2 separate regions of the Mus musculus genome follow, and region 1 is linked to region 2. A link is a loop called in an ENCODE intact Hi-C map of the cell type or tissue named here. Cell type or tissue: heart. All regions are shown on one strand.

Region 1 (8,000 bases), 200 kb before region 2:
GTTTATTTACATGAAAATTTAACATTAAAGTTTCTAAAAATCTTTCAAAATAAGTATATAACTCAGTAATTATTTTTGTTGTATATTTGAATGAAAAGAATATCTGTAAAATACAAATAATTACTCATGCCACAAGTGCTCCTCCAGACCACAAACTTTTAAATGGAAAAAAAATACTAGTAATCTTCAATTCGAAGGAGAAACAAAGGGTTTAGGGGGATTTCACAAACTGACACAATTGTTGGTTAGAACAAACATGTGAACTTTATCTCTTAGCCAACACACCATCCCAAGAGCACCTTAAGCAGGCTACGCCAACAAACACAGGCTGTGGTTTTTAAAAAGCAGTTGCTTACATGGAAACCTTCTGTGAGAAATAAGGCCATGGCAAATATAATGACTTACAAATGTCACCAAGGGTTTAAGCAGGGAGGTTTCCTGTTAGAGCCAATGAGATAATAGAAAACATCTCAGCCCTCATGATGAAGAAGGTGGGCAGTGTTGCCCACTGTACCAACGTTAACTAAAAGAGCACGCCAGGGTTCTTTAACAGAACACAAAGGCACACACGCCTCTTAGCTTTGCTGTAAACCGTAACAGCCTCAAGTCAGCAAATTCTTTAGCATAAAATTTCTCTGTTCTCCTGAGCACACAGGTGATGCGTGTAAACGGATACTCCTTCAGGAAAATCAAATCAACGTCATACCTTGATATCTCCAGAGGTGCCTTTGGACCTTGTGACGAGGAAGGACACGAGCAGGGGTCCATCCGACGGAGGTGGCTCTGAGAACCTTCTCTTAGATAAAGACTCGGGAGCAAAATGAATAACTCCATTCGGATCCCCAAACTTCTGTATCTAACAAACATTAACAGGACGTGAGCAGAGGATCAAATAATCCTAACGGAAAAAGCAGGAACAGACTAACCTAGGGGTAAGCAGGAGAAATCCGCCATATAAGTGGTACTTGGATACAATCTGCCACTCCACTTGAGGGGAAAAGAAACATCTTCCTGCTAGACTCACTGTTGTCCAGCTCAAACCCATTCTTACCCTCAAAGAGAGAAGCAATTAGAAAACTGTAACTTATAGAAGGTGAAGGGTTACTTTGTTTCATGCCTGTGCCTTTGAGTCACCCCGTGCTTCAAACCTTCAGCCAGGTGGCTCCATTTAGATGCTCCCTAAGATAGAGAACAGACAAAGACCAAACAGCCCTATGGCAACGGCTGTTGCTTTGGATGAGGAGGACAAAACCGAGGGCTCTGCGCGTGCTCAGCAAGGGTTCCAGCACTGAACATTACTCGCCAGCCCCTGTGCTGTCTAATGTTGTGTAGCAAATAGGCAAAGATAGGATATTAAGCTGTCTGGTGAAACACCACTTTAGATATATCTGCCAAGGAACTTGTAGATAGGTTTAACTTTTTGAATCAGTTGTTTCTAAAGAAAACATAGTGCCCTCAACAAGGTGGGCGGATTTCATCCAATCAACTAAGACTAAGGAGTAAAGCAACTTTGAAAAGAAAGAAGATTGCAACTTAGAAGCCATGCCTGGGCTTCCTGTTCCTGCCACAGGGAATACCAAGACCTCTGCAGCAACTCTTCCCTGTTCTGGTCAACTGGTCAACTGGGTCTCTCTCTCTCTCTCTCTCTCTCTCTCTCTCTCTCTCTCTCTCTCTCTCTCCCTTCCTCCTCCTACCCTCTTCCTACCTTCCTTCCCTCCCTCCTCCCATACATGTTATATATGCACATGTGTGCTTTTGTGTGTGTGTGTGCGTGTACATATGTGCACGTGCATGAGTGTGTGTGTGTGTGTGTGTTTCCCTTTGGTTCTTTTCCTCAGGAAAACACTAACAGATCCAGACCCCAAACAACACTATTTTTCAAATCAAAATATATTATTTCTCGTACTGTTTTTATCCCCTTCTCTGGACTGGGTAACTCATATGAAAGACACTGAACTCGGGTCAGATATAGCACTGTATCACTGAGCCAATTAACAAGAACCTTCAGTCTGACTCATAAGAAGCTAATTTTTTAAAAAGTTGATGACAAACTTCTACGTTTACCATGAGATAAAAAATTACTACTCTTCTCTAGTAATATCAAATATTCTCCATACACCAAATTTTCTCTAAGATTATAAAATAAGTACTTTAACATTCTATTAAAATTTTAAGAATTGTTAATATTGAGGCTGCTATGTAATTAATATAAAAATGAGAATGTTTGATTCATAGGGATTATTAAAACTTCATGTTCTTGTGTGTTTTGAGACAGGATCTCCTGTACACCAGACTGCCTCAAACCCTCTATGTAGCAGAGGTTAACCCTGAATTTCTGATTCTCCTGCCTCCACTTCCTCCGTGTCGGGTACACTGCAGGTGAATATTGCCAAACAGTGTTGTTTGGGGAACCCTGGGTTTCATGCGCAAGCAGTGCCCCAACTGAACCACGCCCCCAGCCTCTGAACCACGCCCCCAGCCTCTGAACCACACCCCCAGCGCCTTCTTAAGTTTTAGTATTTTCTATTCAGCATTATAATGTCTCAAGCAGTAGAAATAACTTTCTGACAAGTCCGTTAAATCTGAAATCTTGCAGTGAATGTGTTCAGACTTACTGTTAGCGTAACAGCTTTAGCTCTGGGATCTAACTTCGCTTCTCTCAAAGGCTTGAGCTGAACAATAAAAGTCTCCTCAGCTTCAGTTTCTTCGTGAGGACAAACTCTGAGGATGATGCTTCTCACACCACCTTCTCCGTCTCCAAAAGAGACTGTCCCACTCACTGGGTCTGCAAAGTCTCCATTGTGTGGCGGTAACGGTTCCTCAGCATCGGGCCCTACCACCTCCCAGCTCACCTGCGTGGCGTATCACATTTTAGTAAAGAGCAATCTTAAGCGAAGGACTTTTGCAGTACATGCACTATTAAAGTACAGAAACATGAAACTATTCTAGAATATACCAGGCTATTCCTGGCTTATCTATGCTGAAAATAATATTTTTAATTAAAAAAAATGAAAAATAGTACCTAGTTATTTGTAATCGTCACAGGACAAGAAAACTATTTAAATATTTATATGTTACAAACATACAAACATTGATAAAGTTTATGAGTTCAACACTGTCTAGCCATGTGCTTGGATTCCAGCAATTAGAGCATAGTAGAATACGACATTCTGTGGTGTGCGTTTTTCTCTAAATATACTTAAATTCCCACTGTAAAAATGAGTGCAAATGTAATGTTCATACATTTGATCAGGAACTAAAGTTTGGATTAAAACAAGCCGAGCTTTGGGTTTCTATAGCTCTAGTGTGTGTGGTTTTCATATCACGTGGGGAAAGCCATTCCTCCCTCTCGGCATGCCTCTTCTTTCTCGTTCCCAGGCTTCTTCCCCTCTCCTTCCACCCCAGCCTTCTTTCTTCAGACCCCTACAAGGCAGGAGCCCCAGACTCAGCTCTGCTCTCGTCACAGCTCCAGGAGTACTTACGCTCTCATGGTTGTGATGGCTTCCTACACGCAAGCGCCTGCTCTACCTGTCATCCCTGCTCATCTGACAACAGGCAAAGCTCAGACTAAGTGAGCCTTCCATGGGCTTGTCTAACAGGACACCACATTAACATGTACAAAGCAGAATTCTTAAGTATTTACCCCAGCTATGAAATTCATAAGACTAGCACCACATTCCAGCAGTTTCTAGGAGCCACCCAAAATTTGTCTATTCTTCAGCCTCCATCTCTTTTCTTACTCGTTCATTGATCCATTCTATGTGTGTTTTGCTGCATGTACACCCATATGCCAGAAGAGGACATAAGATGTCAGAAAAGGTTATGGCTGCTGAGAATTGAACTCAGGACCTCCTTTGAGCTGAGCCATCTCACCAGCTTCAGCCTCCATCTTTAACCCAACCAGCTGTCCCCTCTTTAACCACATCTTGTCCCCTCTGCTCCCACTCATAACAGAGTGAGGGACCACAGCCTTCCAACCATCCTTCCTGCTGTGCACTGCTCCACCGACTCTTGACAATCCATCTTTCACAGGGCAGGCATGGGTGAGCTACAGATGTGAAAACGGTGATATACTCTCTGGCTAAGTCTCCCTTGATGGCATGCTCTTTGAACTCATGGTAACATCTCAAACTGCATCAGTCCTGGGTCCTATGTGCCCTCTGTGCTCTCTGGTCCTCTCATGTCGGTTTTAAGCCCGCTATTCTGTAGAGTTCTCCTAACAACAGGTCAGGCTTATTTCTCTGCAGGATCTATTCTTCCTTTCTCCTAAGTCATCACACCATTGGGCAACCCAGGCAACCCAGGCTGTATATCCCAAAGTTACAAGCAGAGTTTATAGAACTCATGCTTTTTTGAAAAAAAAAATATGGTCTACTACTATTCAATTTTATTCTGCTCACATCATTTTCAAATATGTTCATCGAGCTCAGAAGCCACTTAACATTTACAAAGTAGTTAGTAGTAAATACTATAATCAAACACATCTGGGGAGTTGAAAGTCCAACATTATATATGATATTTCAAAATTTCTTCTAACATCACCAGAATAATAACACTACCTGAATCTCTCCCAGGAGTCCTCCGGTCCGCTCCAGCACCAAGTGTAAAGCCATTGTGGAACTGGGGTTAGGAAGAGAAATTTTGCTTTGGTTGAGAAATCGTATGATGCCAAAGGGAGAGTCACTTTTGGCAATGGTGATTTTGCTCACTAGGTGGCGCCCAAGGATCGCTCCTCCCGTAGCTCCAATGAGCAGAATTTCAAACTGCTTCTCAAATTCACTGCATGGCAAGAAGGAGCAATCTGTGAGTCTAAACATATTAAAATGCTTGTAAAATCCAAATAGCTAGTCATTTTTCCAAATTGGCCATACATATTCAAGGCCCAGCAGGCACACACCAGGAGGAGGGTGCTCAGTCAAAAGCAGACGCAACACGAAGCCCTCGCAACCCACTTCTTGACTTTAGAAGGTGGGCTGGGAAGCACTGCCACATCCTAACCATTCTGGTCCCTGTGAGGAACAGAACCGTTCTCCTTTATGGGAAAACCGAGGTTTCCATCCTCAGGGCCAGCTCCTTTGCTGGTATTCCCCTGTCTCTCTCAAGTGCTGCTTCTCAGCAGGAACATGCATCTTCGGTGTAAGTTAGGTCACAGTACCTATGCTCTCTGTGTGTGCACTGTTTCTGTAGGACTAACCTTCCATTGTCATCGATGATGGAGACATTTATAAAGCTTAGGTTCTGTCCATGCTGAAAGGTGACCGAGCTGCCATGCAGTACGTAGCCTCCTGGAACTGCAGAGAAACCCCGGGAGCTGAAATCAGCTGACACGTGGCCATACGTTCCATGAAGCCTCAGGACAGGGAGTGTGATCACGCCGGCATCTTCCTCCACTGTGAAAGGAATGTGAGGTTAGGCGAGTTACTAGGAAAAGCGAATGACATTGACACGATTCAGCCAGACTAGACTACGCAATTAAAGACAAGGATCCAGTGCACACTCTTCTGTTTTTCATGTTTTGTTGGTCTTATGTCTTTATGAAAAATATAGCTTACCATAGGCTGAAATTTAGAGGGAACAATTTTTAAAAATGAATGTAGCCTATGCAATCATTAGTACAGGCTTTCCTCCTCTTCATGATATGCACAAATAAAATAAAAGCATCTCTACAAACTGAAAATATTCTGAACTGCTTTAGACATTTAGCTGAAATACATATAAGTGCATACAAAGGACCCTTATAATATTTCTATCATATGATATTTTTCATTTATATTGTGTGTGTGTGTGTATGTGTGTCTGTTTGTATCTGTGTCTGTGTGTGTGCTTGTGTGCACCTGTGTGGAGCTCAGAGGACAGCTTACTGGCATCATGTCCCTTCTCCTACCAGTTGGCGTCCAGGATTGATTTCAGCTTGTCAGGCTTGGCAGCAAACACAGTTACTCACTGGTCTTTCTCAACTGCACTTGTATCAGTATTTTTAAGTCTCTCTATATAAACTATTATATTTTCTGGCCCTAAAAAATATATCAAAAAACATCAACATCAATGCTTGATTTCAATTTAAAAATTCAAATTTAAATCTTAAATTAAAAAGGTATCCATTACCAAAACGTCCTCTCAGAAACAGTGAATTAATGAGAAATGGGTAAATGGAGAAAAAGTCCTATTATTTCTCGATGTAAAAATGCAGCATCCGTTTACCAGAAATGAGCTGAAATTCACAAAATCGCTTATGTGATAAGCCATGGCTTATCCAAAGGCCTTAGGAAGTGTACAGGAGAGTCTTGTTGAACTTTCAGGATAGCTAGACGAAGAACCTGGGTAGAGGCACTAAAGCCAATAAATCATTTGCGAAAACAAGGTATCATGTTTACTTTTAAATTATACTTATAGTCTACCTTTGAATAAAGGCATATCCTAGGAAGGTAGCCATCTCTTTCTGCTGGGAAAGAAATGTAACCACATATTGTGTGTCCTGATTTTATGGTAAAGGGGAATTGTAACATTGGGCAAGCCTGAGAAGAGCTGAAGACAAGATCAAGTGCCCAGATACTACCTGCAGAAGAGTTAAATGTTCATTTCCAGGGTGGTTATTCACTACAGGGTAAATAAACACTATATAAACATTAAATTTACATACATTTTTCTTTAAAATATATTTTAGATTTATTTAATTTTTATTCATGTGTATGGATCTTTGAATATGTAAACTGCCCAGAAGCCAGAAGAGGGCATCAGGTCCCCAGGAGCTGGAATCCAGCAGTGTGAGTCAGTCATCCAGGTTTGCAAGAGCAGTGTGCTGTTTGCTTTCTGTCGCACTGACACAACCTGGACATATCTGGGAAGAGAAGCTTTTTGAGAAGATGGCTCCATAAGATTGGCCTTAGGCAAGTCTGTGGGGCATTGTCTTGATTAGTGATATGTGTCTGAGCGTCCCCAGCATGTAAGCGTTGTCACCCCTGGGCAGGTGGTCCCAGATTATATAAGAAGGCAAACTGAGCAAAACCGGGAGGAGCAAACCCGCTGCTTTGGGCTTGCTCCTCCACCACTTCTGGGTACGTAAGCAACGCTCCTCCACGGCTTCTGGGTCAGTTCCTGACTCTGGGTTCCTACCTTGAACTCCCTCCGGCTCTGACTTCAGGATGGCAGGCTCTAAGTTATAAGATGAAATAAGCAAACCCTTTCCACCCCATGCTGCTCCTGGCCACGATGCTTTATCTCTGTAATAGAAATCTAACTAAGACAACACCAAACAGCAACTACTCTTAACTACTGAGCCGTTTCTCTAGCCCCTTAACAATGCTTTAAACAGACATACTTTAATAATCTTTAAGGTTTATTTTTTTTATTTATTACGTATTTTCCTCAATTACATTTCCAATGCTATCCCAAAACGTCATTTTTTTCCTAAGCCAAGTAGCAATTTGTCTTTGTAAAACATAAAGAGATTCAAGGTTACCTAAAAGTAACTGAAAATATATTTTTAAATGTAAACATACAAACACAGGGGAATTTTTTTGCCATCACACCAAAACAATTTGCATATAAGAATCCTAATTCCTTTGCCATTGAGAAAATGTTGTGATAGTTCAGAGACGCCAACTAAGCTCACCTGAGATGTCAGTATACTTTGGATCAAATTCAATGATGCCTTCTGCATTATCATTTTTCATTATTATGATTCGAACAATGGAGATGTTCCCAATTTCAGGAGGTTGATCTATCTGAAGTCCATTCTCTTGGATGGTAAAATCATATCCTCTTGCAAAGGAAACAGAGATTAAAGCACAACAAACCAAAATAACAAAACATACATGGGTAGTATGAACATAAAATTCTTTTCAGCTCCTGCATCTTAGTTCTCTTGCACTGACTCTGCTATACAACTGCATAGTGAGCCCACAGCCTCATGCATGCTTAGAGAATGCTGTTCCTCGATCCTGGAATTGTCTTAGACAGCCATAATACTAAGGCTGCCGTGTGTGAAATGATGTTTAAAA
Region 2 (8,000 bases):
CAGAAGCCAATTTGAGTCAGTTAGCTTGGAGAAGAGTTTGAGCCAGAACAGTTGAGTTGAACCAGCCAGTCAGAGCTCAGAAAGAGAAAATGTGAATTTATTCATCAATAAGTCTCAGATGCTAAAACATTCTAGGCCAAGATAAGTAGACGAAGGCTGAAAGCTGAAGTCTTTAAGGTCCTGGCTTGCAGAAGGTTAATATAGCTTGCCAGGACAAATTAAGGATTTAACATAGGGAATATACGTGCATATAGAAAAAACTCCGGACAAAAAATTCATCCTCACTGAATTAAAACTACTCAAGCAAAGGCTTTGTCTCAACATTTCTAAAATTATTATTATTATAGATTTAGTTCCCCAAAGTAAAAAGGGAAAAAGTTTGGTAGTACTACCACACATGTGACAAGTATTCTTAAAACATCACTAAGAATAGCACATTATAAGAGATCAGAGCACTGTAGGAAATAAACAAGTTTAAATTTGTTCATCAATTCACTTGATCCTGTACAGAAATTTCTTTCTTGCCTATTCCTATTACAAAAAAATATGCTTTTAGAAATGATCTTTTTAAATGTATTAAATTCTGTTGTTGATATTTGGGCTGTATACCACATTTGTTCTCAGCATTTTGATCTGTCTGTTACAAGGGATGTTTCTTTCACGATGGATGAGAACTATACTTACCTGTGGGTATAAGGACATATATTAAGGATATAGATAAACCATATGCAAGAAACAACACAGCTCCATAGCAAATGCCTTGGAATCTATCTCCTACACCAATCAGAGACTGATTACAAATTTTCTTTTATTTCACTACTTACCATGTGTAAGTTTTTATTATCATATTCACCAAAGAAGTAGTTGAACATAGTCCTATGCAAATTATTTTGAATCTATACTTTCCCAATCTAAGCACAGTAGTCCTCAAGAAGTTATTTTAGAAAGCATTTTCAGAAAATGCTGTTGGAGACTTTTAAAACCCCAGTATTTATTTCTTAGCTAGATGCAGATTTCAGGATAGTTTTTCTTATATTTAAAAAGGAAATTCCCTATGAATCAGACAGACATGTGTGTATGGAATCTTCAATCCCCAGAGGACAGATAGTTAAATCATTCTTCCAACCTGCCTCGCTTTAGGCTTGCTGGGTGGCATGTCCCAGAGCTCATCGCTTTGCTTCAATGGCAGGGGTAGGAAGCCCTCAGGCTCACTAACCCCATCGCATATCAACACATCGCCATGGTAGCCTTTGTCTCCCTGTCACAGTCCCTCTGCAATGACTCAGCCATTCATTCTCCTGAATCAATATTGAAACTCTTGACATCTGTTACTTGAGGTGTGTGTATGGGATGTAGGAGGGGAGACTACCAAATCCTTTACTCCTAACATCAAGTTATAGTGAGGCCATGGTTATGGTTTCTGCTTCTGTTTCTCTTTGAGGAAAGACTATACTATAAAGTTTTCACTCTGCATAATTACCTTGAACTCAGTTTGGATTTCCATTCTTGGCAATATAATAACAACCAATTACAGTTTCCAAAAACCTTATATGTGCTGCAGGAAATTTAAAAAGTGCTGAATTTAAATAGTTAATCACCTTGGCAGTAGCTTGTATAGGAATATGGAGATGGGGTGGAACTATAACTATTTTGAAAAGTAATAAAATCTCTAAATCTTTGGTGTATAAATATTAAAATTCCATTTTATATACATAGTCCATCTTGAAATATAAGTAGCAAGAGCCAGAATAAGCATGTTAAATAGTATTTCCATCAGGCATCACCGTTCAACAAATATCAAATTATAAAATGGACCCTCCTGTTTTAAAATACAATTTTTTTTTGTTTTGTTTTTTTGAGACAGGGTTTCTCTGTATAGCCCTGGCTGTCCTGGAACTCACTTTTGTAGACCAGGCTGGCCTCAAACTCAGAAATCTGCCTGCCTCTGCTTCCCAAGTGCTGGGATTAAAGGCATGAGCCACCACCACCCTGCTCAATTTTCTTTAAAAAATATTTATAATCATGTGTTTCTGATATGATGAATCACAAAATGAGTCTAGTTTTCAATCAAGCACTTACTGAGTACTTTTCTCTTTGGACTAAATTCAGAGCAGAAAGCATCCCTACTGTGTGAAGAGGTGACTGTGAGTTAAGAATAAGTGCACACCTGCCTCATGAGACCCTCAAGAGCCTTTGCTTTTGTTTCCTATGTAGAGAGCCGGGCTACAGTAAAGGAGGACACACCTCACTTCATTCTTTCTCAGTTGCATTTCCTTCCAGAACGAGCCAGCTCACAGGGCAAGTTCAAGCTCAGGCCCATCTGATCTGCACAGGGCACTGCTGTAATTAAACTGTCCTCAGCATGCTACACCAGATAACCCAATAAAATCATCAGTGCCGGGTACCACAAAGCTCTCCCAGAACCCCTGCTCTCTTCCAAGGATTTCTCCAATCTGAGGTAATGTTTATTTTACCAGTGACTCAAAGCAAACAAAGCCCCTGGAAACAAGGATCCCACTGTCTATTCACATCCGGGTGGGAAAACCAAACCCCCAAACAAGGAAGGTTTGGCTGATGGTATGTGGGCATCATGCAGCGCTTCGCAAAGTTTGTGTTTTACGTGTGGGTGCCTAGTTCTTGTAACACAGAGATGAGTTTTGGGGTGTTCCACTGTTCAATTCGTATTGAAACACATGCAAAGCACCACTCAGCAAGCTCTGCTATGCTGTCTGCAGATGGTAGGAGTCAGATAGTATCAGGAAACAGACACTAGATTTACCTTATTTTTTTCTTAAAAAAAAAAAAAAAAAAAAAAAAAAAAAAGCTTAACGGTCTGAGAAAATAAAAAGATGATTAATGCTGTGCTGAAAGACGACTGTGCAGACAAGGACACAGCCTGGGCTGGCCCTCGGCAGTCCCTGGGAGTCCCAAACAAACCGGAACTCCCCCATGCTCATGGCTATTCTCTTTTTCCCTCCACTTTATACTTTGTTCTTCCAAAGTGAGAAAGAGAATTGTGAGTATTCTCTATAAGAAGTGCTGAAGTAGCTAACTTCTGATGATTATAAAATCACTGGTGGCCACTAGTTCAAAAGAAAATCTTTCCCAAATAAAACCAATTATGAGCAGACTTCAACTGTGTCCCTTCATCCACTGCCAAATGCAGTATCAATAGGATGGAATGTGAAGGCTGCCGCTTTGAGGGATCTGAAAGGCACTGAAAGTATTCATCTTTTTGTGGTGGCTCTGCCCCCATGCAGAACAGAAGAAAAGAAAGGGGAATTATACAGCATCAAGTTGAATTGTGCAAGTGGAGAGCAGGAGAGGAAAATTATAACCAGATGCGTGTGTGGATGGTTTATTTTCCTATTTTCCAGTGAGCTCAACAAGACAACCCGCGCCCTCTACTGGCAGTGTGAGGTAACTGAAAACTGTGGGAAAAATAATAAAATTGAAAAGTATTACAGTAAAGAGATACTACTATAATAATGACATTAAAACAACATTAGGCCGAGTCTTGAAACATATTTTACTGTGATAAATATTCACAAAAATGTCAAAAATTGCCAAATAGTAACAATTCCATGTGGGTCAAATTACTACGTCCCTTTTTTACTGAAAGAAGTGATGGTCTGTTCTGTTCTTTGTCATTGTCACTCAGTAGGAAAAAATATGCTTGGTAAATTATCTTATTTACCTTATTTTATTTAAATGTCAAAAGCACATGAATTAGTTAATATCTCTGCATTCTACTGGGTAAGGAAAATTTACTCAGATGCCGAGCTCTTGCCTTGGCCATGATAAGCTTTCCACACTGAAATGTTTACATTTATAATCTTTACATCACATAAGCCTTTCTATACATAAAACGATGATAGAAGAATACTGCGTGTGCAAAGAAGATGAAAAGTGTGCTGGCTTCTCAAAATGGCAATGCCAATGGAGCCCCAGGCTTCTTGTCTTTAATAGTTTGGAGCCCCAAGGCAGATATTGTGGGCACCGTGTGAGAAGCAGGATCAAAGAGCGAGATTAGAGGCTGCTGGAGCTGAACTGGATGAAGTGACTCTAGGAAGAGCCTGGGTGCATCTGATCTCCAAACTCTAATCAGAAACGTCTAGTGTCCTCTGAGACCAGGGAAAGCCCAGTGCTGCAAATAGAACGTAAAATCAGTTAGAAGCTGACTGAAAGTAGAGACTGTGGAAGGGAGAGAAGAATGCTGGAATGGGAAGATGGGCTAAGTCTACCGATCTGGCAGAGAAAAATAAATGTGACACTGTTTCCTGTACAACCAAGTTTAAAGACAGTGGCTTGAGCAGAGTAAAAGGTGGACACGCATTATCTCTGTTCCAGAGCTCAGCAGCCCCAAGCAGTGCTGATATCCAAATAGCTGTGCATACACAGATAGCTACAGTTGTGCCATATTACAAGGGGGGAGGAGGATTGGGGTAACAATATTGAAGAAATTCCAGGCTGTCCGTGGTAATCTACTCCACCCAATAACTAGAAGTGTTCAGTGTAACTCACACAAGAAAATACAACTAAATTAAAATTAAAATTAAAAGAAGCCACTTAGTACTGGATCCTCTCCCAGGAACAGAATGATCCCGGGACTCTTCCTAAATTGGAGTCAAGGATCAGAGGCATTGTGGAACGTTACAGAAGTTTCTTGCTCGCAGTCAAGTGTAAGTCTAACCTAAAGGAGACAACTCAAAACCTTAGTGGCCAGATTATTACATTAACTCAATTTTGATCTTTCTCACCAAATGATTTATGACATCACTGTCCTTTCCTGTGATAACATGAGCGTTTGGGAAGGTGCCCTCTTTCACATTCATCTCCTTTAAAATAAATTAAGATGTATTTGGGTGTATGAATCGTTTTGCGGAGTGTGTATGTATGTATGTATGTATGTATGTATGTATGTATGTATGTATGTATGTGTTGCACACGCATGCCTAGTGCCCAGAGGTCAGAAGAGGGCACTGGATCCCCTGGAACAGGCACTGTGATGTTTCAGAGCCACCATGTGACCACTGGGAACTGAAGCCAGCTCCTTTGCAAGAGCAGCAAATACATTCAACTGCCTACGCTCTGGCTTCAATCCCTGTAGACATCTTTTCTTTTCATTTTATTTTACTTTTCTTGTTTTGTTTTGTTTTTTAGTTGGTTGTTTGGGGGTTTTTGTTTGTTTGTTTTTTGTTTTTGTTTTGTTTTTGCTTTTGTTTTGAGACAATGTCTCTCTATGGAGCCTTGGCTATCCTGGAACTCACTATGTGGACCAGACTGGTCTTGAACTCACAGAGATCCATGCACTTGCCTCCACCTCCAGGATTCTGGGAATAAAGGTGTGCCTTCCACTCCCAGCCCTTTGCTTTCTTTTCCACATTCATTTTTCATTAAAACGTGATTCCATTTCTCAGACAGTAAAAAGCAAAGCTTAACCTCCTCTTTAATCTCCATCAGTTAATTCCTTGCCTGCTTGGACTTTTTCCAGATTGTAAGCCTGAAAGAGGGCAGAGACCGGGTAATTCTTTCTCATACTCCACTTCTTCCTCTATCTCTTACATTCTTTCCATCTCCTCTCCACAGCAGCCCCAGGCTTTGGAGGGAGACGTCCCATCTATGACTGAGCGTTCAGTGGTCACTTACTTTCCGCACTGGACCAGCTTGCGTCTCTGCACTCACCACTGCACACCGGAAACTTCCCAGAGCAAATGTGAGATGATGCAAGGCTATACACTGTGAAAGACCCTCCTCCAGCAGTGATGTACTTCCTCCTGCCAGCCCATGTGTCCACAACCTTCCCAAACAGCGCCCCCCAACTGGGAACAAGTATTAAAAGACCTGAGCCTAAGGAAGACTGGTTTTCTTTTGTTCAACCCTTACGTTGTTCTTCCTGTCATGTCTTCTGTGATAGCCCCTCGGCGTACTTAGTTATTAGTCACTAATGTGATCGGGAGTACTTTTTCCTGATTCTGCCTTTTTTTGTTTGTTTGTTTGTTTTGTTTTGTTTTGTTTTGTTTTTTGTTTTTCGAGACAGAGACAGAGTTTCTCTGTATAGCCTTGGCTGTCCTGGAGCTCACTTTGTAGACCAGGCTGGCCTCGAACTCAGAAATCTGCCTGCCTCTGCCTCCCGAGTGCTGGGATTAAAGGCGTGCGCCACCACGCCCAGCTTCCTGATTATGCTTTATGATGCAACATTTATACTCACAACTGACTAATATTACCAGAAAGCCTTCTGAACCCAACGACCTCCATAGTACCTTGGCTTGCTTAGCACTCAGGGGGCACTTTACAGCACAGCTCAGTAGGTAGCTGTCAATGCTCCTCCTTAAGATGCCATTGCGTTCCTAAAACCCAAAGATGTAAGTAACATCTATCTATCAATATGAATAATCATAAAACTTACAGTTTAGGGCATTTACAAATACATATTTATTAAGTAAAATACCCAGTTCACGTAAGGAGAAATAATGTATTTTTAGAAAAATGCATTACTGAGAAAAAAATCTTTAGTGAAATCAGTGGTATCATTTGCCATTTTAAAAAGGTCTTAAATATCTGTGTAATAGAGAATACCTATGAACTGTGTTATGGAGAATACCTATGATCTGTGTTATAGAGAATACCTATGTTTATGTTTTATTGTACTAACATACATACCACCCAAAAGTCACCATTTTAAAATGTGCAGATTTAGTGATATGGACCATGTTCACAATACTGCCCAGTCATCACTGGTTTCTAGTTCAAAACATTGCCACCATCCCAACATGGCAACCGATTTCTAGTCCTCCTTCTCTCTAGCCCTTGACAACAGCTCACTGTTTTGTCTCTCAAAATTTAATTGCCAATGCTAAGACGATGTCATGGGGGAAAAAAAAACCAGTTAAAAGGATTTCAGAGCCAGCACAAGAGTGGAGGGTTACAAAAGCTGTCTTCTGGGACTGACATGGCAGTTATAGTCATGATCTCTCAGCACTTGTGAGTACATGCACAAGATGTGTAGAAGACTGGGCTGGTCACCATTCACTTATTCAATTGGGAGTCAGCAGAGGAGAGGCTCATGAGATCTCACCTCCCTCAGAATCTACAGGTAGTTAGCTGTTGGCTGCTAAGTGACAGACATTTCTTTCAGTGAGATAGCCAATGATAAGACGCCTATGATTGTCCTGTAAACAACTCATTACCTGTGTTCCTGTACACAACACTAATTAAACTCAATATCACACACACACACACACACACACACACACACACACTGTAAAAGCAGAAGGATGACTGAGAAAAGGAGGGGAATCAGCAGGAGTGACAGGGACGAGAAAGAGTAATGGAGAATAAATATAATCAAAATAGATTATGTGCACATGTGAGAACATCATGGTGAAATCCATCTTCATGTATAATTAATCAATGCAAATTAAAACATAACTGTTTGTTACAGATGGATTATTGCATGGACAGATCATTGCTTTCAGTTGTATACTCACCAATAACCCCAGTTCAAAGGTCTCACAGATGGCTCTGATAAAATGAAATTGGTCATAAGACAAAACCAAAGGTCATAATTCTTAGAATGTGACCAGTAGGGATCATGGGTGTGGGACATTTCCCAGGAGTAAGGAGATACACAAGGGTGTGGGAGAGAGGAATCAGAATACAAAAACAAACAAACAAAAAAAAAAAAACAATGGCATTGAGATCTTAACAAGGATCATATTGAATTAGCACCTTTTAAAAGTAATGCCTGTCTCATGATATTTAATCCTTGTCAACCTACTGTCTTTCCATTTACTGAGAAATCATCTAGTTTCCTTCAGTGTTATTGTGTACCGTTTTACTGCACACGTCTTGAACTGACCACGTTCCTGAGCACTTGATTATTTTGATGCTGTTAAAAGTCGAGCTACTTTCCTAGTGTCTCTTACAAATTGCTCGTATTGGTGTAAAGAAATACAGAGGCTCCTCTCCTACTCAGGGTTTCTGTGCTTTAGTGATAA

The links. Peaks named below come from ENCODE experiments on the same cell type or tissue, not always from the same donor. Only the 100,000 strongest peaks of a DNase experiment are listed, where the experiment ranks them.
Region 1: it touches region 2 in a loop (16-fold over the local background); 32 of 42 quality-filtered maps call a loop at or near these places.

The regions. Positions count from the first base shown.
Region 1 is chr13:81,434,854-81,442,853 of GRCm38, forward strand. It overlaps Adgrv1 (adhesion G protein-coupled receptor V1), which reads right to left. Exons shown (of 90, transcript NM_054053.4): 65 at 7,613-7,761; 66 at 5,195-5,390; 67 at 4,560-4,779; 68 at 2,616-2,852; 69 at 707-856. Among named protein-coding and RNA genes, the nearest start is that of Adgrv1, 190 kb to the right of the region's middle. In heart, CTCF peaks have their summits at 4,711 (motif pointing right) and 6,716 (motif pointing right); no DNase peak of the experiment used is centred here; H3K27me3 peaks cover 485 bases.
Region 2 is chr13:81,638,559-81,646,558 of GRCm38, forward strand. No RefSeq gene overlaps it. Among named protein-coding and RNA genes, the nearest start is that of Adgrv1, 9.4 kb to the left of the region's middle. In heart, a CTCF peak has its summit at 3,405 (motif pointing left); no DNase peak of the experiment used is centred here; H3K4me3 peaks cover 219 bases; H3K27ac peaks cover 458 bases.